2 separate regions of the Homo sapiens genome follow, and region 1 is linked to region 2. Evidence: read pairs that join two places in POLR2A ChIA-PET (ENCODE). Cell type or tissue: OCI-LY7. All regions are shown on one strand. Each heading gives the region's core, and the rest is flanking DNA. Links, peaks and the distances in the headings are about the cores only.

Region 1 (15,383 bases), core at 5,988-9,987, 54 kb before region 2:
GCAGTTCTGTCTTCTCTTTGAGCATCAGTCCATTCAGCCCTCTTAGCCCAGCAAGGGGCCATACTTTTCCTCTTTGCTGTCTCAAAGCTCCTAAAGTATCCAATGACTTCTCCCATCCTCACTCATTATTTCATTAACATTTCACAAATGTTTAGTCTGCCAGGTACTGTGAACCAGGCACAGTTCTTTCCCTTAAGGCACTCTTACTCTGCTGGGGATTGTGAACCCTGAATATCTGAGATAGGTCTCAGTCAATTTAGAAAGTTTATTTTGCCAAGGTTGAGGACACGGACCCATGACAGCCTTAGGAGGTCCTGACATTTGCCCAAGGTGGTCAGGGCACAGCTTGGTTTCAAACATTTTAGGGAGACATGAGACGTCAGTCAATATATGTTAGATGTACATTGGTTCTGTCCAGAAAGGCGGGACAACTTGAAGCAGGCAAGGTGCTTCCAGGTTACAGGTAGGTGAGCGACAAATGGTTGCATTCTTTTGAGTTTCTGATTAGTCTTTCCAAAAGAGGCAATCAGATATGTATCTATCTCAGTGAGCACAGGGATGACTTTGAATAGAATGGGAGGCAGATTTACCCTAAGCTGTTCCCAGTTTGACTTTTCCCTTTAACTTAGTGATTTTGGGGCCCCAAAATCTGTTTTTCTTTCACAGGAGTCAGAAGGGATAAAAACACCAGTAAGCATATAATGTACAAGTCTGTGAGTACCAGAGAGGAAGCATTTACTTTGCTTAAATAGGAGAATGAAGGAAATTTCCCAGTAAAAAAGATCAATGAGTTGTGTCTGAAAAGGGTAAGTCAGAGTTTACTAGAGACAACTGGGGGACTGACACTCCAGGTGGAGGGAAAAATGTGTGCAAAACCTTGAAAGCATGAGAAAGTGTGGCATAATCAGAGAGAGTAGGAGGGGGTTAGAAGGAGAATATGTTGGGGTAGTGTTGGGAGATGAGCTGGAAAATCGGGTAGGGATGCCATCATCTGGGAGGAGGAAGGGCCTTCCCTCCCCTGGGCTCCTGGCCCCACTCTGTTCAGTCTCAACAGTATCCTTTCTGAGTTCCCCTTTTCTTCTCTTCAAACCCACAGATAGGGTTAAATCTTATCTTTAACACACATACACACACACACACACACACACACACACACCCCACTTTCACTCCACTCTGATTTAAGATTGCACCTATGGTTCTCAGTATCTAGTTTACAAAGTTCTCAAAAGAACAGTATCTCTCACTTTTTTTACTTTGTCACCTCCTATTCTTTCCATGTTATTGTAATCTGGTTTGAGAAAAAATGAGGAGTGTATTTAGGTGTATTAACTGCTGTGGTCTGAAAGTTTTTGTTCCCCCTAAATTAATAGGTTGAAACCTAATTCCTAATGTGAGGGTGTCAGGAGGTGGAGTCTTCGGGAGGTGATAAGTCATGAAGGTGAAGTCCTCATAAATGGGATTCATGCCGTTATAAAAGGGACCTCAGAGAGCTCCCTTTCCTTTTCCATCATGTGAGGTAAAATGAGAAGATGATCATCTATGAACCAGGAAATAAGCCTTCACCAGACACTGAATCTGGCAGTATCTTAATCTTGAACTTCCCAGCCTCTAGAACTGTGAGAAATAATTTCTGTTGTTTATAAATCACTCAGTCTATGGTATTCTCTTGTAACAGCCCAAATAGACCAAGAGTCCATCCAACTTTTAAACTTTTCTCTAAAACCTATGAATCAACTCTTTTTGGGTCTGTCCCACTGTGAATTTTTCTCTTCATCCTTATTTATTTTCAGCCTATGTAGATTTGATTCCTCCCTGAATATATTTTAATTTACTTAAAATGAGTCTGCCATCTATTTCTGAACAATTATATAAGGCCAATGGGTACTTTAATTCCAAGGCCATGGTGGGTGGTTACCAAAGGCCATGGAAATGCCCATTTGACACAAAGACTGAAGCAGAAATGAATTTTCCCTTATCCCCACTCCAAGAGGAAATGTGCAATACTGGGAAAGCAGAAGAAGAGAATGAGATTGAGAGAGAGAAAGGAGATTCACACTGTTAGGGAAAAATGCTATCATGGCTGTGTGTTATCTTTGCAGAGCCTGTGCTATTGTTCCAGCTAGTTACAAACATTTGATAGGTGTTACTATGTGTAGCCATTGCAATACTGAGTTGCAAACACATTTTCTGAATTCATGGGCTCACAGTCTGGCAAGACAAGCCGCAATGTTAGAAACAGAAATTTAGCAATTTTCTAGGCACCAAGATGAAGGAGTACACAGATCACCAAGTGAAAAGTGTATGTGAGGTAGGTTTGGATGGATAAGGTGTCTTGAACTGTGTCTTGAAGAACAAATAGAAGCCCAGGCAGCTGAGGGAGGGAGGATATCCAGGATGAGGAAACAGGATGTCTAAATGCACAGAAGAAATAAGAGAAGGTGGTGCATCCAGGAAACTGTAGTTAGTTTTATTGCTTGTTGTGGCAGAAGCTTAGGGTAGAGAAGTAGCCAGAGGCTGTATAATGAAGAGCTTTAGGGTCCATGCATAATAGATTGGATTTTTATCTTTTAGTAAGAAGAGCCACTGAGGGGTGTTAATTTGGGAAGTAATATTGATGCAGGATTTTTCTCAGCCCCTTTGCTGGACTCCCAGTAGGGGTGCCCTGTCTACTTGGCTCAGCCCCTTGAAGGAGGGAGCAGATGAGCAAGGGAGTGTGGAATTGGGCTGGCCGCTCTGGGTGCTGACATAGGAACAAGCTCCATGCAGGGCACGTGGCCAGACCAGGTGTATCACTTGAGAGGAACACAGTGGCGCCCAGGCAAGGGTGCCCATGACCCTGAAACCCCAGAGGGGGTGTTAGTGTGCTAATTAGCTCTTTTAGTTCTGCTGTCCACAGTCTTATGGACGGCGGTGTGTTAACAGCTCAGTTGGCCCCTGGTCCCATTGTGTAGGGTGGCTGCCCACCGCTGGCGAGGGCAAAGGGCCAGTGTGACAACCTTTCTGGTTACCCTCAGTTGGTGGATCCTGAGCTTTTGTCCGGTGTCCAAGAAGAATGAGGTCACACTGACAATTGAAGGATGGTGAGGGCAGATAATTTTACTGAGCAATGAAAACAGCTCTTAATGGAGAGGAGAGCTGGAGAGGGAATGGGACTAGCAGGTTGTCTTCCCCAAACTCAGGTCGTCTCTCTCTGTCTACCCACTGAGTCTGGGGCCTTTATAGGCACAGAATAGTGGCAGGGCGGGCCACAGGTAGTATTGGAAAAGGCAACATTCAGTTGGTTGAAAGGCATTATTCAAAAAGAACCAATTGGGAAAGAGTGGGCAAACAGGAAAGAAGTTCTCACTCTGATCTGAGGTTTTACTTGGGACTGTCTTTGGCTTGAAGGTTGGGTTACGCTGGTGACCCATCCCTGACTGCCTAGGATTTCTCTGTCTCCTGCCTCTACTAATATGATTAGAAATGTGTTTGTAACTGATCATTTTGAGTCATGTTTTCCCTACTTTACCTTTGGTATTTCTATCTAACCTTTATACAGATGCTTCTTGACTTACAAATGGGGCTACATCCCAATAAACTCATCATCAATTCAAAATATTTTAAGTCAAAAATGTATTTAATATACCTACCTAACCTACTTCCTCTGGTTAATAAGAAAAAAAAATCTAACCTTCCAAGCATCACAGCTCAGCCTAGCCTACCTTAAATGCGCTCAGAAAACTTACATTAGCCTACAGTTGGGCAAAATTATCTAACATAAGGCCTATTTTATAAAAAAGTATTGAATTTTTCATGCAATTTATTGAATACTGTATTGAAAGTGAAAAATAGCGTGGCTTGCTGCTGCTATCCAGCAGTGTGAGAGAGTCTTGTACTGCATATCACTAGCATGGGAAAAGATCAAAATTGTAAGTTTGAAGTATGCTTTCTACTGAATTCATATCACTTTTGCATCATTGTAAAGTTGAAAAATCATTAAGAATCTGTACTCAGATTGTTGTTCTTTGTTGAAATATGATATATTTATTCACTCCTGTCCTATCCCCGACGCCACCCAAACTTGCCATTCTGCTTAGTTCTTTTGTTCAGTGACTAGTTGTGTCATCTCTCTCTCTCTAGATCAGAAATCTCCATTTCTCATTCCCACATTGAATTTCGTGATTCTAATTCTTTCATAGTTCTCAAATTCATTTACATATTGTCTCCCTGGCAGATTTCCTGATTTTAAGTTTTCCTCATTTCTTTTCTGGTTAATGCAACACCCACTGAACTGTTCTCTTGGCCTTGGGTATCCTTTATACCTCTGCCAGTGTGAGCCTTATGAAGTGGAATCTGATCATTTCATGTCCCTGGTTAAAATCATCACTCTTCAGAAAGTAGATTACTGCAGCCCCTGCTGAGTGGGTAGACAGAGATCACTGTCCAGACTGTGGGGGAGAATCAAACCCCACCTTCCAGGACACTGGAAATGAACTTGAGAACCATGAGCCAGCCTCCATGGGTAACTGAACTGAGCACTAAGACAATAATAGGATCTGGCAGCTCCATTTAGCCTCTTTACATGTGGAACAACAAAATTGCTTTGCAGAGAGAAGAGGGGGTAAGAGACCATGTGGCTACAGAGAGTGAGGGACTCAGTAATGGATGAGTCTGTGGCCTCGTTTGGGTGATGTGTGTTTAGTTGCTGGAACCAGGCTTTCTGGGTACCTGTCTACACTCCCTGACTTTGAGTTTGTTTTGATATCTCTCTTCAAAAAAATCACCTTTTACTTAAAGTTGCTCAAGTAAGTTCTGTTTCTTACATACAAAGACTCTTAATGGGAGACCAGTGGAACTAACTTTGTGTTCAGGGCCCCTGTCCCTAAAATCTGTGATTTCCCTATGCCCAGTAGCTTGCACAAGATAATGCTGATTCCAGTGGTACCTTGAATTGAAGCAGATTCTGGCACACTTCTCGTTGCATACTATTGCCTCTCCAGGATTGTGGCCAAGAACTGAACCTCACAATTTGGGGCAGGCTTTTAATGCGCCTGTAGCTCATGTTCATCATAAATGGTTGGCTGTTACTGCTATGCAGAACTGGTGATGATGTCAGGTGTTTTGGATATCTCTATGGAAGTCACAATTTCACAGAACCTTGGACATTCATTTGTTTATTTAAGATTAATCTAATGCTACTATTTGAAAGAACTGTGTTTGGCATAGGAGATACAAAGAAAATAAAATACAATCTCTGACCTCAAAGGACTCTTGGGATTTTAGGGAATAAGTACAAGTAAAAAATAGAAAAAATAGAGAGAGATTATATTATCAGTAATGAAACTGAAGCCTAGAATAAGGGATGTGATTTAATCAAAGATTTAATTGTAATCTGTCTGTTCTTTCCATGCTGTATATATATCCTATTTGGGCACTAAACCATTCTAAATTCTTTGGCAAAATTGGAATAGACAATGGTGGAGAATTAGAGGTTTGGGTTATTCTCTTTTAAGAGAATATGGAATCCAGCATTTTTGGAAACTGAACAAGCGTTAAGATTGCCAGCCATTAGGCCTGCTTTGGGGAATAACCGTTGCAGTTCTACAAGGTCACCCTACTTAGTGAAAATGAAAAAAATGGATGCAAAATACCCCCTAAATTGCCTAATTAGTTGATTTCCAGTAATAGTAAAATGCAGCTAGGTCAACAGCAACATGGTATCAGTCTTGGGGAGACCACATAAGGCTACTGTTATCCTGGATTCATTGCTTTTTGTGAAATTTGGACAAAGTATATTGCAAAATGGAAGTAAAGTGTCAGCAGAGAGGTAGTAAGAGATACTGAGAGAATGATTTGAAAGTTCTGACAATAGCTAGGCTGGATAGTGAGATGACAAGGGTAGGGTGGACAGACAGGAAGGAGGCACTTTGAAAGGGCATCATCTTTGCTATGGGAACTCATGGAGAAACTGGTGGCAGGGCTACCCATGCCTTAGGACTTGGAAGGGCTGTCCTGAGGAGTTTAACCTAGGTGGAGAAATTAAATGACCCCTGAGAGGAGACAAGGTCAAAATGGAGAGAGCAACTGGGTATGTTGGACTTGAAGAAGGCAATAGCAGGTATGCATGGTGTAGAAAAAGAGGCAATAATGTTAGTAATGTCAAGAGCTACTTGGGATTATTCAGGGCTGAGTTTGGAAGTATAGTACGCATTGGGTAGATGGGACTTAAAGAAGTCTTCATGTGCTGGACACCAGGCAGGGAAACACTAAATAATCATTTGGAACCAAAGATGCAGTGCTTAAGATTTTATTTCTGAATATATGCTAAATGTATAGGAATTCCATTTTGTCTGTGTTATTTGCATAGAATCAATACAGGATTTTTTGAATTAATTGCACAGGATATTTTGAGGTGAGCTGAAATCCTGAAACATAATATTTTAGCCATCATAGCTGGACTTTCTGTTATCTTTTCTAGCCACCAGACTCCCTGTTCTCCATAGGCAATTTCATTTAATCTTGACAACAATTCTATATTGATTGGATCCTTTCAAAATATGAGCAACAGGGATATATTCAGTTTGCTGGTAAATCGGAGTTGAAATTAAATTAAACATTTAATGTAAAAAATTCACAGGCCATAGAGAGACTAATAGAATAAAACTCCTGAACCTTTAATAATTTCTACATTAATTCCCTACTGCTGTTGTTTTATCTACACCCTTTCTTACGTCTCCTATCATACAATAGGATTATTTTGAAGCAAATCCCAGATATCTTGTCTTATCAAGAATTTAAAAGATAAACCTAAACATTTATTTAATAACATGAAATATCCACTCAGGGCTCAAATTTCTCTCTCTTTCTCTCTCTGCCCCCAACCCCTTCACACACACACACACACACACACACACACACACACACACGCACACACACACACAGTTTGATTGGATCAGCATCTAAAGAAGGTTTATATATTGCATTTAGATGATATATCTATTCAATATCTTTTAATTTATAGGTTCTACTTCTTTGTATTATTTCCTTGAGATATATTTGTTGATGAAACAGTCATTTCTCCTATGAAATTTTTCTTACTCTGAGTTTTGCTGATTGCTCCCCATGGTATCATGAAATGTTCCTCTGTCTCTCCATTTCCATGTATTTCTATGAAATTAGTACTTAGCACTAAATCTTGATGTGATTCAGATTCATAATTTTTTATAAATAAAATCACCTCATAGGTGGTGGTATATATGTCCATAAAAAAAAATAGTGTCTGTTCTCTCCTTTGATATCAATGTATTAGCTTCCTTGGACTACTAAAACAGAATACCAAAGACTGAGTGGCTTAAACAACAGAAATTTATTTTCTCACAGTTCTAGAGGTTCAGAGTCTTAGACCGAGGTGCCAATAAAGTTTGTTTCTGGTAAGACCTCTTTCGGGCTTCTAGATGACTACTTTCTCATTGTTCCCTCATATGGCCTTTTCTCTGTGTGTGCGTGAAGACGGAGCTCTGGTGGTGTCGCTTCCTCTTCTCATAAGGACACTCATCCTATTGGATTAGGGTTCCATGCTTGTGACCTTATTTAATCTTAATTGCCTCCTTAAGGTAATTAAGGCCTTTGATGGTTTGAATGTCCCTTCCAAAATTCATGTTGAGATTTAACTACCGTTGTAATGGTATTAAGAGATGGAACTTTAAGAAGTGATTAGATCATGAGGAATTTGCCCTCATGAATGGATTAATTCTGTTTTCATGGGAATTTGCCCCCCTTTATCTTTTTCTGTCTTGTGCTCATGCCTCTAGCATGTGATGCTTTCCACCATGTTATGACACAGCAAGAAAGTCCTCACCAGATGTGGCTAGTTAATCTTGGACTTCTCAGCCTTCAGAACTGTGAGCCAAAAACATCTCTTGTCTTTATAAATTACTTAGTCTATAGCATCCTGTTATAGCAGCAGAAAATGGATTGAGAGAGACCCTATCTCCAAATACAGTCACATTGGGATCCAGGGCTTCAATACATAAAATATGGGGGGATGAAATTTTGTCCATAGCAATTAATAAGCCTATATCCCTATAAGGAGTTTGCAAAAAGGTAACATTCTCTCATTCCTTCTTTATTTGTAATCTGAAATACCTCTATAGAAAAAAAATTCTTCAACACCTACTTGATTGGTTTAAGGCCCCGTTCATATAAAAAAAAGACAGGTGTTTTTTTTTCCCCCAAGATGGCAGATTAGAAGCTTTTAGCATGCCTTAGCTACTTGGAAATAGCACGATAGTTCATAAAGGTCTACTCCGTGAGCTTTAATTCAAGAAGGAAAATGGGAATCCAGTGGAATTATGAAGAACATCACTGATTCCAGGGAGGAGAATGCCAGCAAACAGCTCTGGTGATGGTGTCTGGCTGATAATGGTGATTGAAGCCTAAGTATATGAGAGAGGCAGACAGCCTTCCCCTGTGACTGACCTTTCCACTGGGAATCCAAGTGTATTCTGTTCTCATACTGCTATAACAAACTCCCGTGACTGGGTAATTTATGAAGAAAAGAGGTGTAATTGACTCACAGTTCCAAAGGCTATACAGGAAGCATGGCTGGGAGGTCTCAGGAAACTTACAATCATGGCAGAAGGCAAAGAGGAAGCAAACATGTCTTATACCATGGTAGAGCAGGAGAGAGAGAGTGAAGGGGAAAGTGCTACATAGTTATTATTATTATTATTATTACTTGAGACAGAGTCTTGCTCTATTACCCAGGCTGCAGTGCAGTGGTGCAGTCTTGGCTCACTGCAACATCTGCCTTCCAGGTTCAAGCAATTCTCCTGCCTCAGCCACCCTGGTAGCTGGGACTACAGGCATGTGCCACCATGCTTGGCTAATATTTTTGTACATATAGTAGAGACAGGGTTTCACCCTGTTGGCCAGGCTGGTCTTGAACTCCTGACCTCAAGTGATCTGCCTGCCTCAGCTTCCCAAAGTGCTAGGATTACAGGCATGAGCCACCACACCCAGCCCTACTACATACTTTTAAATAACCAGATCTCATGAGAACTCACTGTCATAAGAACAAAAGAAGGGAAATCCACCTCCATGATCCAGTCACCTCCTATCAGGTTCCCTCCTCAACACGGGGAATTAAAATTCGATATGAGATTTGGGTGGGGAGGATGCAGAGCAAAACCATTTGGTGGTGATACCAAATTGCTCAGTGATACTGAGCAATTCCGGCTGAGATACAGCACTATGTTTCTCCCAAGCCCTGTAACTAACAGGGAGAGGCTTGAATATGCTGTGATGGAAAGATAGGGAAAAGCTGCAGACACAGTCCCAGAGCCAGGACTGAGATAAGGATGCCGTTTTTAACCTGGGCACATAAAAAGTCAGCCATTCTTTGGCTACCCAGCAGCATGGCCACACAAACAATATATTCTCAGGCCAGAGATTGGAGCACCCACTCTGAAGTGGAATAGGAGCTCCCACAGCCAGAACTGAGGAAGGCATTTCAGCATTAGGCATTAGAATTATGCTGTCCCTCATTGCAAGCGTAGAGGTGGCAGAGAAATACTACAGCAGCAGTTTCTCCTGAGAGGTGAGACTTGCAGCTAGGGACAGCTTGGAAACTTGGAACCGGTCTGTGTGTGCCATTGCTGGGCACCCTCAGCCTGCTCCCCTGAGATTGTGGTGCAGTAGAGCCCTCTGTGCTCCACCCCCAGGCAGAAATCCAGGCATTTGTAGCACCCACTTCCCTAGGCCAGCAGTGTAAGCTGCCTCAATCTCCATGGACATAGATCATGGTGAATTAGGGCTCTCTCTGCTCCACATCCAGGCATTCAGAGCATCTTCTCACCTAGATCAGCAGCTTGACCCACCCTACCCTTCTTGGGCAGAGTTCCTGGTGCAGGGACGCCCACTCTGCTTCATGCTTAAGCAGATCTCTAGGTATTTGGAGCATTTTGTCTATTCAGCAGCCTGAGCTACCCCACCCTTCCTGGATATAGATCATGGTGCACCTGAGCTTTCTCTGATGTATGCCCAGGCAGATCTCCAGGTATTCAGAGCACCTGCTTGCCCACCCTGTTAGTCTGAGTCACCCCACCCCTCCTGTGCAGACATCTTGGTGTAGTGGGGGCTCTCTCTGCTCCACGCTCAAATAGATCTCCAAGCATCTGGAGCACCTACTTTCCCAGATTAGGAGTTTAGGCCCTCTCCCATCCCCATGCAGAGAACTTGAAGAGCTAAGTAAGCTTCCCAGCTCCATGCCTAGGCACTCCTCTGGGTACTTGGTGGCTGCCTGCTGGATTCTCCCTTGGCACTGATGCTCATGCCTGCCATCAGGGATCTGTAGGTGGACCCCCCAGTCCAGCCCTGCCCATCGTGGCCCCCACCCACCAGTGGCTGAACATGGAGCTCAGACCACTGTGCCTTCCATGAATCAGCCCATTGACTAAGGAAACAGCTTCTGCCAGTAAACAAGGATCATGTATATACCCAGCCATGTTGGCCACAGATTACTTACTTATAAGTACCTTCTACTGGCTTGTAGGTCAAACAGCACAGCCCAATATAAAACCCACTAAAAAAGAGTGCTTACGGCTATTGAAGCAAAGCCAAAAGACTGTATCCAGCATTCTCTACAGTCACATTCCCTAGGGAATGGGGGGAAAAGAAAAAGGAAGGGAAACATAATAGGGAAAGAAAGAAAAAGAAAAAAATCTACCTATATAAAAATAACTACAAAAATTAGAAGTGCAAGTCTCTCCAGATGATAAGGAACCAGCACAGGAATTCTGGCACCATGAAAAATCTGAATGTGGAGACAACACAAAAAGATCACACTAATTGGTCCAGCAAGGGTCCCTAACCAAAATGGAAATTCAGAAACTACAGATAAAGAATTCAAAGCACGGATTGCAAGGAAGGTCTATGAGATCCAAGGCAAAGTTGAATATCAACACAAAGAAACTGCTAAGCAATCCAGGAAATGAAGAAAGAGACATCTTAAAAATAAATCAACCAGAGCTTCTGGAACTGAAAAACTCAATGAATTTTGAAATACAATTGAAAGCTTTAGCAATAGACTGAATCAATCAGAGGAAAGAATTTCAGAGCTTGAAGACCAGTCTTTCAAACTAAACCAGTCAGACCAAAAAAAAAAAAAAAAAAAGGAATTAAAACAACCAACCAAATTCTTCAAGATACATGGTATTATGTAAAGCAACCAAAAGCTATGAATTACTGGCATTCCTGAGAAAGAAGGAGGAAAAGTAAACAACTTGGAAAACATATTGAGGGAATAATTCAAGAAAAATTTTCTAATCTTGCTAGAGAGGTAGACATCCAGGTACAAGAAATCTAGAGAACACCTGGGAGAAACTATACAAAACTAACTCCACCAGGGCATATAGTCACCAGACTGTCCAAGGTCAATGCTAAAGAAAAAATCTTGAAGGCAGCTAGAGAAATAGGTCAGATCATGTGCAAAGGGAACCCTATCAGGCTAACAGTGGACTTCTCAGCAGAAACTTTACAAGCCAGAAGAAATTAGGGGCCTATTTTTAGCATTCTTAAAAAAAATAAATTTCAACCAAAAATTTCTTATCTCGGGTTGTTCCAAGATGGCCGTATAGGAACAGCTCCGGTCTGCAGCTCCCAGCAGGATTGATGCAGAAGAAGGGTGATTTCTGCATTTCCAACTGAAGTACCTGATTAATCTCATTGGGACTGGTTGGACAGTGGGTACAGCCCACAGAGGGTGAGCCGAAGCAGGGCGGGGCATCGCCTCACCTGGGAAGTGCAAGAGGTCAGGCGATTTCCCTTTCCTAGCCAAGGGAAGCCATGACAGACTACCTGGAAAAACAGGACACTCCTGCTCAAATACTGTGCTCTTCCCAAGGTCTTAGCAACTGGCAAACAAGGTGATTCTCTCCTGTGCCTGGCTTGGTGGCTCCCATGCCCACGGAGCCTTGCTCACTGCTAGTGCAACAGTCTGAGATCCATCTGCTAGATGGCAGCCTGGCTGGGGGAGGGGCTTCTGCTATTGCTGAGGCTTGAGTAGGTAAACAAAGCAGCCGGGAAGCTTGAACTGGGTGGAGCCCACTGCAGCTCAACAAGGCCTACTGCCTCTGGACTCCACCTCTGTGGGCAGGGCATAGCTGAACAAAAGGCAGCAGACAACTTCTGCAGACTTAAACATCCCTGTCTGACAGCTCTGAAGAGAGAAGTGGTTCTCCCAGCATGGCGTTTGAGCTCTGAGAATGGACAGACTGCCTCCTCAAGTGGGTCCCTGATGCCCGTGAAATGGAACTGGGAGACACCTCCCAGTAGGGGTCGACAAACACCTCATATAGGCAGCTGCCCCTCTGGGACGAAGCTTCCAGAGGAAGGATCAGGCAGCAATATTTGCTGTTCTGCAATATTTGCTGTTCTGCAGCCTCCACTGGTGATACCCAGGCAAACAGGGTCTGGAGTAGAACTCCAGCAAATTCCAACAGACCTGCAGCTGAGGGACCTGACTGTTAGAAGGAAAACTAACAAACAGAAATGAATAGCATCAACATCACCAAAAGGTCATCTACACCAAAACCCCATCTGTAGGTCACCAACATTAAAGACCAAAGGTGGATAAAACCACAAAGATGGGGAGAAACAAGAGCAGAAGCGCTGAAAATTCTAAAAATCAGAGTGCCTCTTCTTCTCCAAAGGATTGCAGCTCCTCACCAGCAACGGAACAAAGCTGGATAGAGAATGACTTTGACGAGTTGACAGAAGTAGGCTTTAGAAGATTGGTCATAACAAACTTCTCTGAGCTAAAGGAGGATGTTCGAATTCATTGCAAGGAAGTTAAAACCGTGAAAAACGGTTAGACAAATGGCTCACTAGAATAAACAGTGTAGAGAAGACCTTAAATGACCTGATGGAGCTGAAAACCATGGCACAAAAACTTCATGACGCATGCACAAGCTTCAATAGCCAATTTGATCAAGTGGAAGAAAGCATATCAGTGATTGAAGATCAAATTGATGAAATAAAGTGAGAAAACAAGGTTACAGAAAAAAGACTAAAAAGAAATGAACAATGCCTCCAAGAAATATGGGACTATATGAAAAGACCAAATCTATGTTTGATTCGTGTACCTGAAAGTGATGGGGAGAATGGAACCAAGTTGGAAAACACTTTTCAGGACATTATCTGGGAGAACTTCCCCAACCTAGCAAGGCAGGACAACAGGCAAATTCAGGAAATACAGAGAACACCACAAAGATACTCCTAAGAAGAGCAACCCCAAGACACATAATCGTCAGATTCACCAAGGTTGAAATGAAGGAAAAAATGTTAAGAGCAGCCAGAGAGAAAGGTCGAGTTACCTGCAAAGGGAAGCCCATCAGACTAACAGTGGATCTCTCAGCAGAAACCCTACAAGCCAGAAAAGAGTGGGGGCCATTAATAAATGGTACTGGGAAAACTGGCTAGCCATATGCAGAAACTGAAACTGGATCCCTTCCTTACACCTTATACAAAAATTAATTCAGGATGGGTTAAAGACTTAAATGTTAGACCTAAAACCATAAAAACCATAGAAGAAAACCTACGCAATACCATTCAGGACATAGGCATGGGCAAGGACTTCATGTCTGAAACACCAAAAGCAATGGCAACAGAAGCCAAAATAGACAAATGGGGTCTAATTAAACTAAAGAGCTTCTGCACAGCAAAAGAAACTACCATCAGAGTGAACAGGCAACCTACAGAATGGGAGAAAATTTTTGCAATCTACCCATCTGACAAAGGGCTAATATCCAGAATCTACAGAGAACTCAAACAAATATACAAGAAAAAGCAACCCCATCAAAAAGTGGGCAAAAGATATGAACAGACAATTCTCAGAAGAAGACATCTATGCAGCCAAAAGACACATGAAAAAATGCTCATCATCACTGGTCATCAGAGAAATGCAAATCAAAACCACAGTGAGATACTATCTCATGCCAGTTAGAATGGCAGTCATTAAAAAGTCAGGAAACAACAGATGCTGGAGAGGATGTGGAGAAGTAGGAACGCTTTTACACTGTTGGTGGGAGTGTAAATTAGTTCAAACATTGTGGAAGAGAGTGTGGCAATTCCTCAAGGATCTAGAACAAGAATTACCATTTGACCCAGCAATCCCATTACTGGGTATATACCCAAAGGATTATAAATCATGCTAATATAAAGGCACATTCACATGTATGTTTATTGTGGCACTATTCACAATAGCAAAGATGTGGAACCAACCCAAATGTCCATCAATGATAGACTGGATTAAGAAAATGTGGCACAAATACACCATGGAATACTATGCAGCCATAAAAAAGATGAGATTGGCCAGGCGCCATGGCTCACGCCTGTAATCCCAGCACTTTGAGAGGCTGAGGTGGGTGGATCACAAGGTCAGGAGATCGAGACCATCCTGGTCTAACTCGGTGAAACCTCGTCTCTACTAAAAATACAAAGAATTAGTCGGGCGTGGTGGTGGGCACCTGTGGTCCCAGTTACTCCAGAGGCTGAGGCAGGAGAATGGCGTGAACCCAGCAGGTGGAGCTTGCAGTGAGCTGAGATCGTGCCACTGCACTCCAGCCTGGGTGACAGAGCAAGACTCCGTCTCCAAAAAAAAAAAAAAAAAAAAAAAAAAATATATATATATATATGAGTCCATGTCGTTTGCAGGGACATGGATGAAGCTGGAAACCATCATTTTCAGCAAACTATCACAAGGACAGAAAACCAAACACCGCATGTTCTCACTCATAGGTGGGAATTGAACAATGAGATCACTTGGACACAAGGTGGGGAAGATCACACACTGGGGCATGTCAGGGGGTGGGGGACTGGGGGAGGGATAGCATTAGGAGAAATACTTAATGTAAATGATGAGTTGATGAGTGCAGCAAACCAACATGGCACATGTATACTTATGTATCAAACCTGCACGTTGAGCATATGTACCCCAGAACTTAAAGTATAAAGAAAAATTTCCTATCTCCTCAAACGAAGCTATATAAGCAAAGGAGAAATAATATCTTTTCCAGACAAGCAACTGCATAGGGAATTTGCTACCACTAGACCACCCTTACAAGATATCCATAAGGGAGTTCCATGCAACAAACGTGGAAACAAAAGAATGATACCTGCTACCACAAAAACATACTCAAGTACATAGCCCACAGATCCTATAAAGCAGCTACACAATGGAAACTACAAAGCAACCAGATAACAACTTCATGATAGGATCAAAACCTCACATATCAATATTAAACTTGAGTGTCAATGGTCTAAACACCCCACTTAAAAGGTACAGAAGGGTGAGTTGGGTAAAAAAACAAGACCAATCTGTCTACTTTCTCCAAGAGACCCATCTT
Region 2 (15,383 bases), core at 3,891-7,890:
TCCTCAGGTATAGTGTGTGACAGTTGAACACCATTTCCTCATCTAGCTAGCCCTTAGGTTTCTTATCAAGACTGACTTACGTAGGCACAGCAGATTCATAATGCCAGTACCACCTTTCTGGTGACCTGCACTTAAGGCAGACAGTACTGGCCTCTTTCCCACCAAGTATTCACAGGGCTGCATGGTCCTGTTCATTGCCCTGCTTTGGGCAGCCACGGTGCTGTGCTGGAGCTGCCCCGTGGGAGAAGCCTGTCATCCTGCCCTGGGTGAAAAGAAGTGAAAACATATACATCATGATAAGCATAACAAGTTAAACAATTGCCAACATTGTGTATTTCCTGAAATGATCCACTGAGAAGGACAGACATCATTTCTCTGGTATTCGTGAAAAAAAGAAAGTATGTTCTAAATACAATAATGAGGAAACCTCAGGCAAACATGAACAGTCTACAAAATAACTTTAAAGTGGTCAAGGCCATGCATGACAGTAAACACTGAAGAACTGAGCATAGAGATTGATGAAAATACCATATCATATCTCTACAACTTTTCTTTCTTCATGGAAATATTCCTGGATGGCAACATTTTTGTTATCAGTTATTGGAGCCCTCCACACATTTGTTTCTTGGATTCTTGAGATTGTGAGATATGGACCTTGGGGATGCTGGGGATAGAGACCTGGGGACAGGACTGTCACCCTAAGAAAGGCCTGTGTGGGACACCTTGGGATCTCTGGACAGACAGAGGGTCCTGTTAGGACTTTGTCACTGTGGCAGAGGGAGCCAGGAGCCCTTCCATTGGATAGAAAGGTAGGCTGTGACTCAACCTCACCCACTGAGTCCTAAGTGCCAGTTTCCCTGGGTGACTTGAGCCAGTTGCTGCCAAGTCATGCAGCTAGTGTTCCCTGGGTGCCTTTCAAGTGGCAGCTGCTGTCCTAAGTGCTGGGGCTGCAGCTGTGAGCAGGACTAACAGTACCGTTCTTGGAAACTTCAAATCTAATGGCGAGGTCAGCATGCAGACAAAATGTAGAAAATTAGGGAGGTTCAGGCACTATGGGCATGCACACCAGGAGATTCCATCCTAATTTGGTGGGAGTCAAGGAAGGCATTCTGAAGGAAGTGGCAATGTCTACACTGAGATGTAAAGGTCGGATAAGGGTTCACCAAGTAATAGGAAGGAGGAGCTTCCTTGTCTGCAAAACAACAGGTTCGAGTGACAATGATCAAGCTCCCTTAGCTCTCAGTCTTTGTTGTGTGTTATACCACTCAATTCCGGGACACAAGGTGAGCAGACGGACTAGTGACAAAGACTCTGTCTTTGACCAAACTCTAGCCAGGCTCCTTTGAGCTCTCTTCTCCACTAGGCCTCAACCTTGTTCTATACAGACTTGAACAAACACTAACATCATTACTAACAGCTCAAAGTGCCTGCCGAAGAAAACTTAAGGCTGCCAAAAAAAATGTACTGTTTGTTTCAGCCAACATCTAAGGACGGGGCCTCTGTCTTCCAATTTCTGTGGGAGGATGGAATCCTAACTTTGGTAATTGCCAGCTAGCAGACACGGCTGGCCTGATCACACATAAATAAAACAGATGCGGTAAATAGGGTAGATGCAAATGCTCCCCAAATGAGTCATGAAGAAAAATAAGTATTGGCCTGGAAAAAAGGGAGAGGTGGAGAGAAGAGAAAGAAAGCAGTACACAAAGCCCCAGATCAAGAGGAAGATGGTGCATTGCGGAATCTGCAAGTACAGTAGAAGCTCTTCCACAGACCTTTGCTTAACTAACTGATTGTTCTTTGTGTTCTTCAACTGGTGCTCTTTATTCCCTGTAGAAACACACTGACTGACTTATCCTTCGTTGTAAGTTTTCGCTTCCCTAACTCCACTCAGCTCCTGCTCACCTCACTCCCCATTCTCTCATTCTTGCTTTAAAATGACCAATCAGCTCTTTATAAATTGGAGCTCAGTGCAGTTCCAGCTAGACTGTTTTCTCTGTTGGAATAGTTATTACTACTTAAAATCTGTCCTCACTTTAACTTGTGTCTGGCTTTATCTTTGACACTAGAGAGTAACCTACTAGCCCTGGGCCCATCTGAGTGCTATGGGTATCAGTCAGTTTCTACAGGGAATAAAGAGTGCTGGTTGAAGAACGCAAAGGGCAATCAGTCAGTGAAGCAAAGCTCTTTGGAAGAGCTTCTATTGTACTTGCAGATTCCACAATGCACCATCCTTCCTCTTGGTGTGGGGCTTTATGTACTGTTTTCTTTGTCATCTTTTTCCACCTCTCCCTTTTTTTCCAGGCCAATACTTACTTTTCTTCTTGACTCCTGTAGGGAGTATTTACATCTACCCTATTTATCTCTATCTTGTGTTATTCTCTGTGAATTTTTATCCTAGACCTTTGTTCCTTTCGTGTCTTTCCTACCACCCCTGTGAAGATGGCTGAGCCACAGAATGAAAGGAGCATGGGTTCCCTCGTCTCTGCCTCCCACTTTTACAAGAGCACACATTGCACTAAGTTGTTATTTTTGGTGACTTCCCTGCCCCTCCCATTATCATTTAAGCATCTTGCTGGCAGGGCCTGTGTGATATACAACTTTGTTTTCTCAGCACAAAGCCCAGTGCCTGACACATAGTCGTTTTCCACTAAAGGTTTGAAGAATGACTTGACATCATTTAGAAACTATTATGCATATGGTCTAATCTCACAGTAGGTAGCAGATAAAAGATCACAGTCCGGTAATCAAAATAGCCTGAGATACTTATTTGCATTTCTCAAATGCAGTAAATATAACCACATAGCCTAAAATCTCTCTCTTTTTCTAAGCTTTTATGCACTTAAGTTTTTTAATATCTGTTTTTCACAGACTTTAGCTTGGGGGAAAGAGTATGGAGAATCACATATGGAAGGTTTTTATGGACCAGTTCTGGAAATGGCACAAATTAGTACTTACATTCCTCAAGCCAGAACTCAGGAGTTCCTCCATCTCCCAGTCACAAAGGAGGCTGGGAAATGTACTGTAACTGTATCTCAGGCAAAGTAAATTTCTGGGTCATGGGTCTATGCATTAGGAATAAATGCCTGGAGCCTCGACAAGTGTGATATGGATAGAAGGGATGGTGAATAAGCCCAGAGGGACAGGGAGTGTCAAAGGAGGGGGCAAGAGGGCAAATGACAGATGGAGGGGACAGGTAGCCTGGGCTCAGACTGTGAAGGACTAGAAGGGCATGCAAGCAACTTGGGATTCTCTCTCTCTCACACTAACAGAGCTCCTGATAGTTCTTACGCAAAGAAGTGACCTGGTCATGTCTCCTTTAGCACGATGACTCAAGCAGGAAGGTAGAGAAAGAAATGGAGAGAAAAACCTGAAAGGAGGAAAACTATTCAGGAAGTTGTGACAATGGTCATCACTATTCCCCTCCCACTCTTCCCCCAAAAAGCCTGAAGTAAAAGCTAGGACTATAGCCTGAGGATGAAGAGAAGAGGGCTGGCTGACACAGTCTACTGTTGAGTTGATGCTTAGGAGGAGGAGGGAGGAACCTAGGATGGTCTCAGGACTGGCCTGTGTGGCCTGGTAAGCGTGTGCTTTGTTGTGAATGCAGAGGGTGAGAGACAGCTCTGATTTATGTTTGGTGAAACATTGTTGAAGGAGAAGAGAGGAGGCCCCAAGCTTCTGAAGTATGTAAAAGCTTGCTAACTTGACTGAAGTTGTGAGTCTCCTAGATTCTGACGGAATCACAGTTCCCAAGTACTGTCATATTTCTTCTGTATGAAAATGATTGAGCAAGCTTGTGATGATATCTGAAAGTCTCCCTTTCACAGCATATGACCCCACATTGTTGAAAACCCCAGTTTAGAACCATCCAGTCCATGGTTGCATCATCTTTCAGGGTGAGCATATTGTGCAGGAAGTTGAAAAATTAGCCCCATCCTCCCTGAGGGAAAATCCTACCAGAATTAACAGTTGGGTAAATTGAGGAATAGTTGTGCAAGTTCCTCAGTGATCTTGTTGTGCTATCTAAATTTCTCCCATTTGCACACTCTCTGTGAACCAGGGCCTGTGTCCCCAGATCTCATTTTTGGTGAGAAATTTTGTCCACTGCTTGAATGTTTACATCTAACACCCCTAACTCAGAGATTAAATATCACTGTGCAAAAAGTTTTCATTAATCACTGCAGATATCATGTCATGGAAGGCAATGACAAAATCTGCAGACTCCTGGGCCTTTATTTGCCATCATCATCCTTTTTTTCCCCTGCCAAATGCAAACATTTATCTTCCTATGGCTAGACTGGAATGATTCCCTGGTACCCACAAATTCATCACTGGCTATCTCACAGACAAGTATATTTCTTACATGAGATTTATTTCCACCTCCAATATTTTTGCTCTTTATCTAAACTAAGAAAACAACATATTTACTGTACTTAACAGAAATCCTTTGAAAAAGTGGTGAGATGAGAAAGAAATGAGAGGGAGCTTTCCGGATTTTTAAAACTTGGTTTTGAACCTCTCTTACTTGGGCAAATTTCTTAACACCTCAAAGCCTCAGTTTGCTAATTAGGTTAGCTAATTTATAAATTAGAGTGGTTATGATAGTAGTAATAGCCCTGCCTACTCACCCCAAGGGATAGTTGGATCAACTGCAATAACATTTGGGAAGACATTTTATAAGTTGTAAAGTGCTGTATAAATGCCATGTATCAGAATTATTCAATGACATAGTACAAATTTTAGTCCTGAAGGCCAAATGTCTATCTTTTTCTAGTCTTTCTTACTTTTTATTTTTTTTCCGAGATGCAGTCTTGCTCTGTCACCCAGGCTGGCGTGCAGTGGTGCAATCTCAGCTCACTGCAACCTCCACCTCCCAGGTTCAAATGATTCTCCTGCCTCAGCCTCCTAAGTAGCTGGGATTACAGGTGCTCATCACCACGCCTGGCTAACTTTTGTATTTTTAGTAGAGACGGGGTTTTGGCATGTTGGCCAGGCTGGTCTCGAACTCCTTACCTCAGGTGATCCACCTGCCCTGGCCTCCCAAACTGCTGGGATTACAGGCGGGAGCCATCATACCCAGCAGTATTCTTTCTGACTTTCATGCATATCTTTTCTTCACTGACTTTAAATATTTATTGAGTACCTATTTTGATGACAGTTTTGTGCTAGAAACAGGATTGACAGTAGATATAACAGACAATTGATGTCAGCTTTGAGATCAAAAACAGAGGCGAGAAAATGGCATTAACATCTCACTAGAAAATAAACATAGCTTGGTGTAGCGTATGTGGGAAGGAATGGTGTATGGTCGTAATTCCCACACTTGTTTGGACAGGAGACTCACCTGGGGAGCCCATGGAAAGTACAGATTCTAATTAAATCAGTATATTTGGGAATAGACTGAGAAACCTGTGTTTTGTTCTTGTTTTTCTTTTTTTTAGCAAGCTTTCTTGAAGAATTCTCAGACAGCCAACTGTATCAATTCCTTACTGGAACCACAGTTATAGAGCACGTGGATGTAGGAGTACAATGGAGAGTGCTCAGTGAGGGCCAAAACTACTGGGGAAGCTGGGGTTGGCTTCCTGGAGAAGGTGGGCCTTGAAGTGGGACAGGTAGGAAGGGTGACAGGAAGGGCGTGCACCCAAGACTCTCTTTTCACTTCCTTGACCTGGCTGACCCTAACTACACCTTCAGGGTGCAGCAACAATGCCACCTCCTCTGGTGAGGCTTTTTCAACCTCGTGAGTTAGGGCTGGGGGTATCTCTGGGATCCCACAACACCCTGTGCTTACTTATCATATCACTACTCATTATGCCAATTTATAATTATCTGCTCTTTTACATGCCTTTGCTCTAAGCTATAGGAGAGGAGGGAAGTGTTTTGCCAATCCTTGGCACAATGTCTGGCACACAGTAGGCATTCAAAAATGTTTGTTGAGATAATGAGAGATGAGGGCATTCCAGGCAGGAAACAGCACAAGCCGAGATTAGGAGGTGGGATCGACCTTGCTGTGTTTGAGGGCGTGGAAGCAGACTATTCAAGGATGGTCCAGTTGTAGAATAGAGAGGAATAAGGTTGGCTTTATTCCTTCACCAAACACAGCTTGAGCACCTCCAATGCACCAGGCATTTGCTGATAGGAAAAAAACCATCCTCTCTCTCTAGTGAAGAAATAGATTTGTAAACAAAAAATTATGGGCCAGCTCCTGTCAAGAAACAGCACGAGGGAAACAGTAGTGAACAGATCAGAGAGCCACAGCAACCCAGAGTGTGGATGTCGAACACTGCTGAGAAGTGTCAGGACAGGACACTTGAACCTGCTCCTGATGGAGGAGTAGGATTTCATCAGGCATCGAAAATGGGGAAAGGGCAGGCCTTACCATCTAAAGTCACACTTGCATTTTGACTCCTCTGCCTGTGATCAATCAACCTTCAATGACAGGGAACTTGATACCCCCAAGGCAGCAGCCCATTCTGTTTTGGATGATTCAAAATATTAGGGCTAAGGTTTGTCAGGCAGGCTGTGGTTGTGATATGGGGTATGTGTTGATGTATATGAGGCGGGTTCTGACCCAATACCCTCCACATTTGCATGTGAACTCTGTCAACTTTCACTAGATTCTTGACCTTAGCCTTTGTGAAGGGCTATCTATCTTTCTCACCACTGTATACTGAAGGCGGGCCCATTGCCTCACCAGAGCAGACACCCATAGAGATTTGGTGAATGTTCGAATAGATGCCAAGAAAGAAAGGCAGTGTTCCTGGATCTACTGCAACAGTAGCTGGATTGAAGCAGCCTTAAGTCATGAGCACTGAGGTTATGGTCCCACTTGTCCCCATTATCTATCTTAAAACTGCCCATTGCTTCATGCCTTGTTTTACCAGGATTGTGGGAGGATAGGTGCTGCAACACGGCAGAGATTGGCCAGAGCCTCCCCTGGGTCAGTGAGCATTTCATGGTAGCTCATTTGGCCAGAGCCTCCCCTGGGTCAGTGAGCGTTTCATGGTAGCTCATTCCAGGTCCTTATCTCTTTGTAGGTTGTGAAAGAACAATATCAAAGAAATAATCCTGTGTTCTATTTTTAACAGGTAGGGGATAGCTGAATAAGTAAATAGCTCTTGGAATTGAATGTATGTTCCAATGGGGAATTGTATACTATTGTGATTTCAAAAATAAAAACAGGAGATGGTGTTTCTGTCACCTGGGCTGGCAGTGGAAGGGGAAGTAAATTAGAAGACAGAAACCTGAGTTCTTTCAGGCTTATGCCTCACTTGATTAAAACACTTGGCCAAGTCAGGTCACCTCTCTGGAATTTAGATTACTCATTGAAAAGTGATGGAATTTATTTAGGTTCATAAAACTCTGAGTGCCTGGAAAGACATGGGGATTCACTGATGTGTTTTAAGAAGGGAAATGACATGGATCTTTCAAGCAACTGTGTGAGCTGTTCCAATGGAGTGTTTTTTTTTTTTTTTTTTTTTATGCTGAGACAAGTAATACACTTGATCAATTCCTCTGGAATTGTTAATTGCAGGGTTTTTTTTTTTTTGTCTTTTACTTACATTTTTATGTTCCTATTTTGTTTTAAAAAAATCTTCTTTGGCTTAATTAAAAAATCCACTTTAGTATTTTTATCTGCCTCATAGTCAAACTCACCAGGTATTCTACCAGTCTGTTTTTCTGTTTTTGTTTTTATTTTTCCTGGAAACCTTCTTTCTGGAATTGTCTTTCTGATACAGTCTGGACTGGTGGCTCTCCAGGACCCACTGCACAGCTGTCATCTTGGGACTTCCCTTTATCCCTTTCCTGTGTTAGCTCTCCTGTTTTCTAGACCCTATTTTAAAAAATTCTTGATGTATTTCCTCACTTTGGTGGAGAATAACATGTGGTGGTTCCCAGAAAAGGAATTTAAGGAAAGCCTTTTTTTTTTAAAAGTTGCCTATATGAAAATGCATTTTCCACATACTTACACTTAAATGACAACGTGTCTGGTTATGACTTTGGGTTAAAACCCTCAGAATTGGGAAAGCTTTGTTGCATTGATTTTTGGCTTCCAGTGTTGCCTTAAATAATACAATACTGATTCTTAGTCTCTAGTATATCACTACTGTTTTTCTTTTTTGTGGGTTTTAGAGTCTTCTCTTTATCCCCAAAGTCCTCAAATGTGACAATAATAAGCCTTTTTCCATTAATTTTTCCAAGAAATGAGTGGTAACACTCAATTTAGAAACTCAGATCTTTTTGCTGTGGAAAATTTTCTAGTGTTATTTCTAATATAATTTCCTCCCACCTCTTTTTCTTTTACTGGTTCTATAATACTATACGTTGAATCTCCTGGATTGGTCTTCTAATTGCCTTTTCTTTTTTTTTTCGTATATTCCATCACTTGGTCCACCTTCCAGAGACTATCCCCAACTTCCTCTTTCAACCATCCTATTGAATTTGTAGTTTCTGCTGTTGTACTTGTAATTGACTAGAGTTCGATCTTTTTCTATAAATGTTTTGTTACAACAATTCTTTTATAAAATTGCACTTTATTCTTTACCTTGATATATGAGGATATCAATTATAGTTTTCTGAAATTTTTTTTTCTGTATTTTTCCTTTATTTTTTTCTGGGTTGTGTTACTTTAAAAAATGTTTATTTTGGTCTCTTTCATGTTGTAGACTTTACACAAATGTCTGGTGGTCCTTAGAAGTCTACTTATGGTTAAGAATGGTATCCTAAACAGGTAATTGGAAGTCCTAAGTACCCATGGGAGGTGCATGCATTATGCTATGTATTAATTTGGTGGGAACCAGGCCTCTCTGTTGGGACACACTCAACTATCTGTGCCCATAAGGCATTTTAGCGGGTAGTTTAGTTTCTCGAGAAAACTGTTCTCTTGCCTGGAAGAACATACTGTCAAGTATTCCTGGAGCTGGTTTGATACAAGCAGAATGGGCAATCTCATATTTTGATATGTAAACTTTCACTTAATTTTCTTGTTTTCAGCATAGCCCTCTTTCATGATACCTACTAACCCCACATTAGCAGCTGCTCCATGTCAGTTTTTCACGTCATAATCCTCCAGTTTTTTCCTGAGTGGGAGAGGTAGTTGGCTTCAGGAATAGGGGTGGGACCTGGGATTACATTGCTTGCTACAGAGATTTTGATTAACCCCCCAACTCACACTCACCTGTGGTGGAAGCAGACCCCTCCATCTGCCAGCCTCTCCAGAGCTGTGCAGCATGAATGGGCTATCTCTTCTTGGCATGCTTTTCTGCAGTATCTGGTATTCAGCTTTCTCAGGCCCACGAATGCCTTCTTCTACTCTCTGTCTTCCAAAAATTTGTTGATCCCTATCTCTTGTTCTTGTCTCTTTCCCATTCATTGCCCTTGTAGATTTATACTTTTGAATTCTTGTAACATCATTTTAAAAAGTTTTGGAGGAAGGGAACAGTGACAAACATATGGTTTCAAGCCATCATTTTAAACCAGAAGCCCAGATGGACATTTTATTAAAACAATTTTATCCTGTCATGCCTGAGATATTTTCAACTACATGTCACTTTACAACAATCTAAAATATGGTGCTAAAATAGAACTGTTTCCTTTGATAACTAAATTTCTCTCTCTGCAGATTTTACATTAAAAGGCAAATCTTGAATTTGAAATAGAGTTCCCGCTGATTTAATTTGAGGTGCTGAAACTTGGCCGATCCAAAAATATTTTCTGATTCTAGGAGTCTATTGCTACTCTATTTGACTGTGACTGGAAATCTTCTTTCACCCACAACATTTTGTTCATTTGAGATGGGCCAGCTCTTCACTGATCTGTACAATGTTGCCTCCTTTTTCCAGATGTTTGTTTTAATCCCATGGCCCATTCCAGATGACTTGGGAAGTCTGCCATACTCTGTAAGTGACTGCACACCAGAGTTTGGAAACAGAATGAAAAACAGCTCGAATTATCCATGTGTTCAGAGCACATGAGTTGGAGGTGGGCTTTAAATGCCAGACTCCAGGAAAGACTTAGCTGAATTGCAGAAGGCTAGAAGCAGAATTAGAACAACTATTAGAAGGTCATCTCCTCCAGCCCTGGCCTCACTGGATGAATTCCCTAAACAATGGACATTTGTGCTGTTTCCACTACTGTAGGGGTCTGTTTGTTTGAACATTTATTCTGATTGAACTTCATTCTGTAAATACTGAATGTGTACTGAATATTGGAATATAGATAAATAATGTATTCTTTCCCTGAAGAACCTCACAGTTTTCTGCCATCTTCATATAGACAAATTCAGTGTGATCTTTGTTTCAACAAAGGCCAAGCTTATCTAGAGGATCAAGAGAGACTTCTCTATGGAGGTTAAAGGAGGCTTCCCAGGGCCTGCCTCTTACTTATAGCTTTGTCCTGTGACTCTTTGTTCCAGGCCTTGATGTAAAACAGAATCAAACTTTCTCACTCATTACAGCTCTCTAGATATTTATTTTATTTTATTTTATTTTCCTGTAACCCAGGACAGTGCTGATCTCCAGATATTTAAAGAAAACATTATGTCCTTGCTAAGTCTCTTCTTTTTTAGGCCACTCATCTCAGATCCTTTAACAACTCCTTATCTGTCATAGTTCAAGTTCCCCTAGCATCTTGGTATTCTCCATTGGCTATTCCCTCATTCACTGAAGCTGGTGCTTTCGGTGTGTTCTCTGTGGCATACAGGACTATTAATTTCCTTGATTTCTAAATACTACATTTTTATGAATGCAGCTTACCAGTGAGTTTAGAATTTTTGTTATCCAAAGTACAATATTGATTCCTGTTGAGCTTATAGGTCACAGACCTTTTCACTTATGAATTGCTATTGATTTCTGAAATTTAAGTATAGGAAATTACATTGGCATTTTCAAGGTCTATTTTGTTAGGCACATTTAGCCATTAATACCTATTTGCAACAATACTTTTTAACCCTGAATTGGTCTTCCATTATAGTGATTATCTTTCTAAACTTTTAAAAATATTAGATATTTGTTAGTATGAGAGTCAGTCAGGATAGGCTCCACTGTATTGAAAGATAATCAAGTCCTGGATCCTAGTGGTTAATAAAATCCAAAGGGTTGTTTCTTGCTTACGTCATATGTCCATTATGGATTGGCTGGGACTCTGCTTCTTGTCTCTTCCCTGCAGGGGTCAGGCCGAGTGAAATCTTCACCTGCAATGTTGTTGGTAAACATGGCAGAAGGAAGAAGACTCTGGAAGGTCTTACACTAGCAATTAGATGCTCCAGGCTGGAAGTAACACATCACTTTTTTTTGCTTAGCTGGAATTAGTTTCATGGCCTCACCAACCACATGGAGATCAGAAATTGCAATTCTATCAGGTGTTCAAGGATAGTTCATGAACAGGGCCAGTGACTATCACAGTGTGATCTTTATGTTTGTGACACAGTAATTAATAAAAATTATTGGCTAAGATAAGACTTAGTATTCCTTTAGTGTACTCCTAGAGACCTCCTTGAAATGGGTATGGACACATTAATCAGTACTCTGGGTATATTCTTTCAACAAGGTACAATTCCACTCAAGTGTACTATCATCTGGGCCACATTTCCTCTTCTTCACAGCACATTATGAGAGATAAAGGCAAAACCTTTGCTAAAGTTTGTCTGCAACAGGTTAGGTGACTTGGGGTGATGAAAAAGGCCTGATTTTTAAAAATCTGAGTTGTAGTCTTTGCCTTATCATTCTCTAGCTTTGTGAGCACTGGCAAATAAATATACCTCTCCGGCCCTTATAGCATTTTTTTAAAATTTACAAAATTAAGATAATTTTTAAAATTATAATTCCTCCTAGCTCAAAAATTCTAAGAAATCTTATCCTGCTTTTTTAAACCCAATAACTTTTCATAAAATCAATAAGGTACTTCTGCCATGATTAAGTTTTAGGGAACCCTTGCAGGTACCAGTGATCATTCATTCTGCTTCTAGACTATCTCTCCCAGATTACAAAGGGGAGGGAAAAGACCAACACACAGGACTGGGTGGGCTTCTGAGGTGGGGTAAAAATGGAGGAAATCGTGGTTTTTGGTGTTGACAACACATAAAGGAAAGAAAAGGGAGTATTGCTTTTAGGAAGCACCACAAACTCCTCAGCAGTGAATATGAGCAAGGCATTCCAAGTATAGTAAATTGTATTACTGTTTCCAATTATTTGCTATATTTCCTGTGAGAATGTTCCACTTCTGTGTCCCATCAGCATTAGGCTCGACTTTGTGATTTTCTTTGGGCAGCAAAATGTGGGTAGAAGGCATGTATGCTGAACAGAATCATTGAGAGATATCACATGTTTCTGTCATTGCTCCTTTCCCCACCACGCAAGAATGACATGTCCCAGATAGATTTTCTCCTTCAATCTAGGCTCAAGAAAGAAGAAAACATATGGAGTAGAGCTATAGCCAACCTACTGCTGAAATGTAATATGATCAAGAAATGAACTTTTGTTAGAAGCCACTGGGATAGTGGGATTGTTTACTACTACTGCATTACCTAGTGAAAGGTGACTGGTACACTAGGCTGGCCAAGAGGTGGGTGGAATTAGCCTTAGAACCCAAGTTCAGGATTACTAGAAAGCTCTAAGAGAAGAGAAATTTTAATTAAGAAGTACACTAACTGGGGGGTCATTTGGTTTGTGGTGAAAGGGTTTTCTAAATAGTAAAAGAGCTATCTAATGATAAGACATTATTATTAAAACCCTATTAAATTTTAGGAAATTAATTCATTATTGGTTACAGAAATAGCAATGTCTGTGAACTAGCAAGACAAACACCAAATCAAGGAGGTGAAGAAGAAAGCAGATGTTAAAAAATGAAGGTATCCAGATGAAGGGCTTATAGGAGAATTCTTCTCTGAGATGAATAGTTTTGTTGATGTAGGTCTTTGTGTTGAGCTTTGAAGAGGTAGGATATCTTGATTCCAGAAAAAGTCCAAAGCAGTCTCTGGCTGCTTTATCACAGAAAGTAATACTGAAATCTTGCTCTTAATAAATGGCCCTGTCATATAAAGAGTCTTTTTTAGTCACATAGGGAGAAGACAGACAGAGATGGGCCATCCAGAATTCAAGCACCATCTCCCTGATTGATTGCAAACTACTCACTGACACAGTGGCAGAATTGGCCGATAGAGCAGGGGAGCAGGCTTTCTCTTTCTGATAATAACACAAGATGATAAAATGTGTTCCGCCAAGTGTCTTGGTATTTCCCTTTATCAGAAAAAGAAATCCTTCACAGCTTTCATCACTCCTTTATCACATTTTTCTGTGTAATTGGAGCCACAGGGTTGGAGTACATTAATCTCCACTCTGTTAGGCAAGACTGGGTCCTCACCAATATCTGAGAGATGGAAAATAACAGAAATCTCAAAACTGATGTTGGGAGAAATATTGTCTTAATGAATGTGTGTAGAAAGAAATAGAATGATCCAGGTTGGTAGAAAGGATTTGACACTTATCTAGAAAACAAACATCACCCTGTTACTCTCCTGTGAGGGCTCCCATATCATTTAGGATAAAGGCCAAGGTGCCCAGTTTACTTTATTGGAAGCATTCTGATCAATCTGCAGTTTCCCAAATACGCCATTCCATTTCATGCCTTATGCACGCCTTCCCTTCTCACCTTCCCAAACTCTTGCCTGTCTTCCAAAGTGCAGTCCAAGAGCTCTGCCTCAGACTTTCCTCACCTGCAGTGTGATTTCACACATCACTCTGAATGTTAATCAGTGAGTGGGTTTGTCGTTCTCCCCCACTAGCATTTAGCTGTGCCAGGACAAGGACCACATGGTATTCAACATTGCTTCCTCAGTGCCTGGTACTATGTCTGGCACTTGGCAGATGCTCAATAAATGTTGAATGAATGATTGTTCATTTGTTCTACAATCCCCTTTCCCTCTCTTTTAATTTTGGGGAAGGTTCTGGCCACAGAGTCATGTCCTCCATCTCTTATTTAGCTCTGCTGCTACCTCTAGGTGCTGTCATGGCTGTAAGATAGGAATGATAACCTCTACCATGAAATGGAGCTCAAGAGAGGGACAGCAAAGTTTTCACAGAGGGTCTGGGCCCCAAGTTCCTGTCTTAAAGGGTAAGTAGGAGTTTGTAAGGTACATGAGGTAATAGGAAAGCATGTACAAAGACATAGCGATACAATACAGAATATGAAAATATCAATTTTATCATTTACTGAGCACATATTTTATGATACTCTTGTTGGGTATTTATGTACAAAATCTGTAAGTCTGGCAACAGATTTACAGTGACATAAAACCTTCCCAGGATTCCAAAGGGAATATCATTTAAACAACAAATTGTTGCTCAGAAAAACTCAGTGATATGCCCAAGGTCACACAGCTCTCAAGGGGCAGAGCTGGAATTCCAACCCTCTTAGCTATTTTCACCACTCAGGGTTGTAGATGTGTAATAGTTTGGAATTGCTTTGTGACTTATATTCATCATTATTAAAATATGTGTGTTTGACTCTATAAATGTCTATGTTTTCTGCCAAATGTAAATTTTGTGTTTGCTGAGCTCTCCTCTCAAAAAGTCACAAGGCATCATGATTAAGACACTGGGCTCCACAGCCGGATAGTCCTGGTTCCAATCTCAGCTCTGTCACTTATTTCAGGTGTGGCCTGGGGTAGTGTTTTACAGACAGGGATGACATGACCGACATTTGTTTGGCTATTCACAGTTGATGAACACATATAGTATTCACAGTGCTACCTGCAATTGAAGGTGCTGCATGCTGATTTAGACTCAAAAAAGTGGGCTTAAAATAGTTAAATTGGTTAAATGGCAAAACCCAAGCTGGGGATGTTGGAAAATTGTGTAATACAAGGCGAATCAAATGAGTTGTCCTCTCAAAGGAACTAGCTAGTGTGGAGGTTGTTCTCTGCCCTACAGGGCACACTGTGGTCTACAATCCCATGGAGTGTTACAGCATTGCATGATGTGAGGGCAGCGAGAGAACAAAAGGAGAAGGGACTTGAGGGGGGCCATGGTAGCTGCCCGGGCATTGAGCAGAAGGCATAATGGGACGAAGGCTTTCACAGAACAGAAGGGCCCACATGGAAAAGAAGTGGCAGACTCTGGAATGTACACATACTACAATATAGCAAATGGCCAGCACTGTATTTCTACTGGGACACTGTGCTTTGGCTTGATGTAACATCACATCACAACATTACATGACTTTTCAACTGTAAATAACATATTCATCTCTAATTTGAAGGACTTTTCCACTTAGGAACTCATTTTTAATAATTTTCCATGTTACTTTAGAACAAACAAAACAAAGAAAGGAATAACAATGTGTATTGTCAATAAGTAACCAATAAATTTCAAGTAGGCCATCATGAAAAG

The links. Peaks named below come from ENCODE experiments on the same cell type or tissue, not always from the same donor. Only the 100,000 strongest peaks of a DNase experiment are listed, where the experiment ranks them.
Region 1: POLR2A ChIA-PET joins it to region 2 with 7 read pairs; 2 of 35 experiments call an interaction of 5 or more read pairs at or near these places.

The regions. Positions count from the first base shown.
Region 1 is chr11:87,374,932-87,390,314 of GRCh38, forward strand. The region is part of intron 2 of LOC107984361 (a long non-coding RNA gene); the gene reads left to right. Among named protein-coding and RNA genes, the nearest start is that of LINC02711, 340 kb to the right of the region's middle. In OCI-LY7, for the core only: no CTCF peak of the experiment used is centred there; no DNase peak of the experiment used is centred there.
Region 2 is chr11:87,430,707-87,446,089 of GRCh38, forward strand. The region is part of intron 2 of LOC107984361 (a long non-coding RNA gene); the gene reads left to right. Among named protein-coding and RNA genes, the nearest start is that of LINC02711, 280 kb to the right of the region's middle. In OCI-LY7, for the core only: no CTCF peak of the experiment used is centred there; no DNase peak of the experiment used is centred there; H3K27ac peaks cover 259 bases.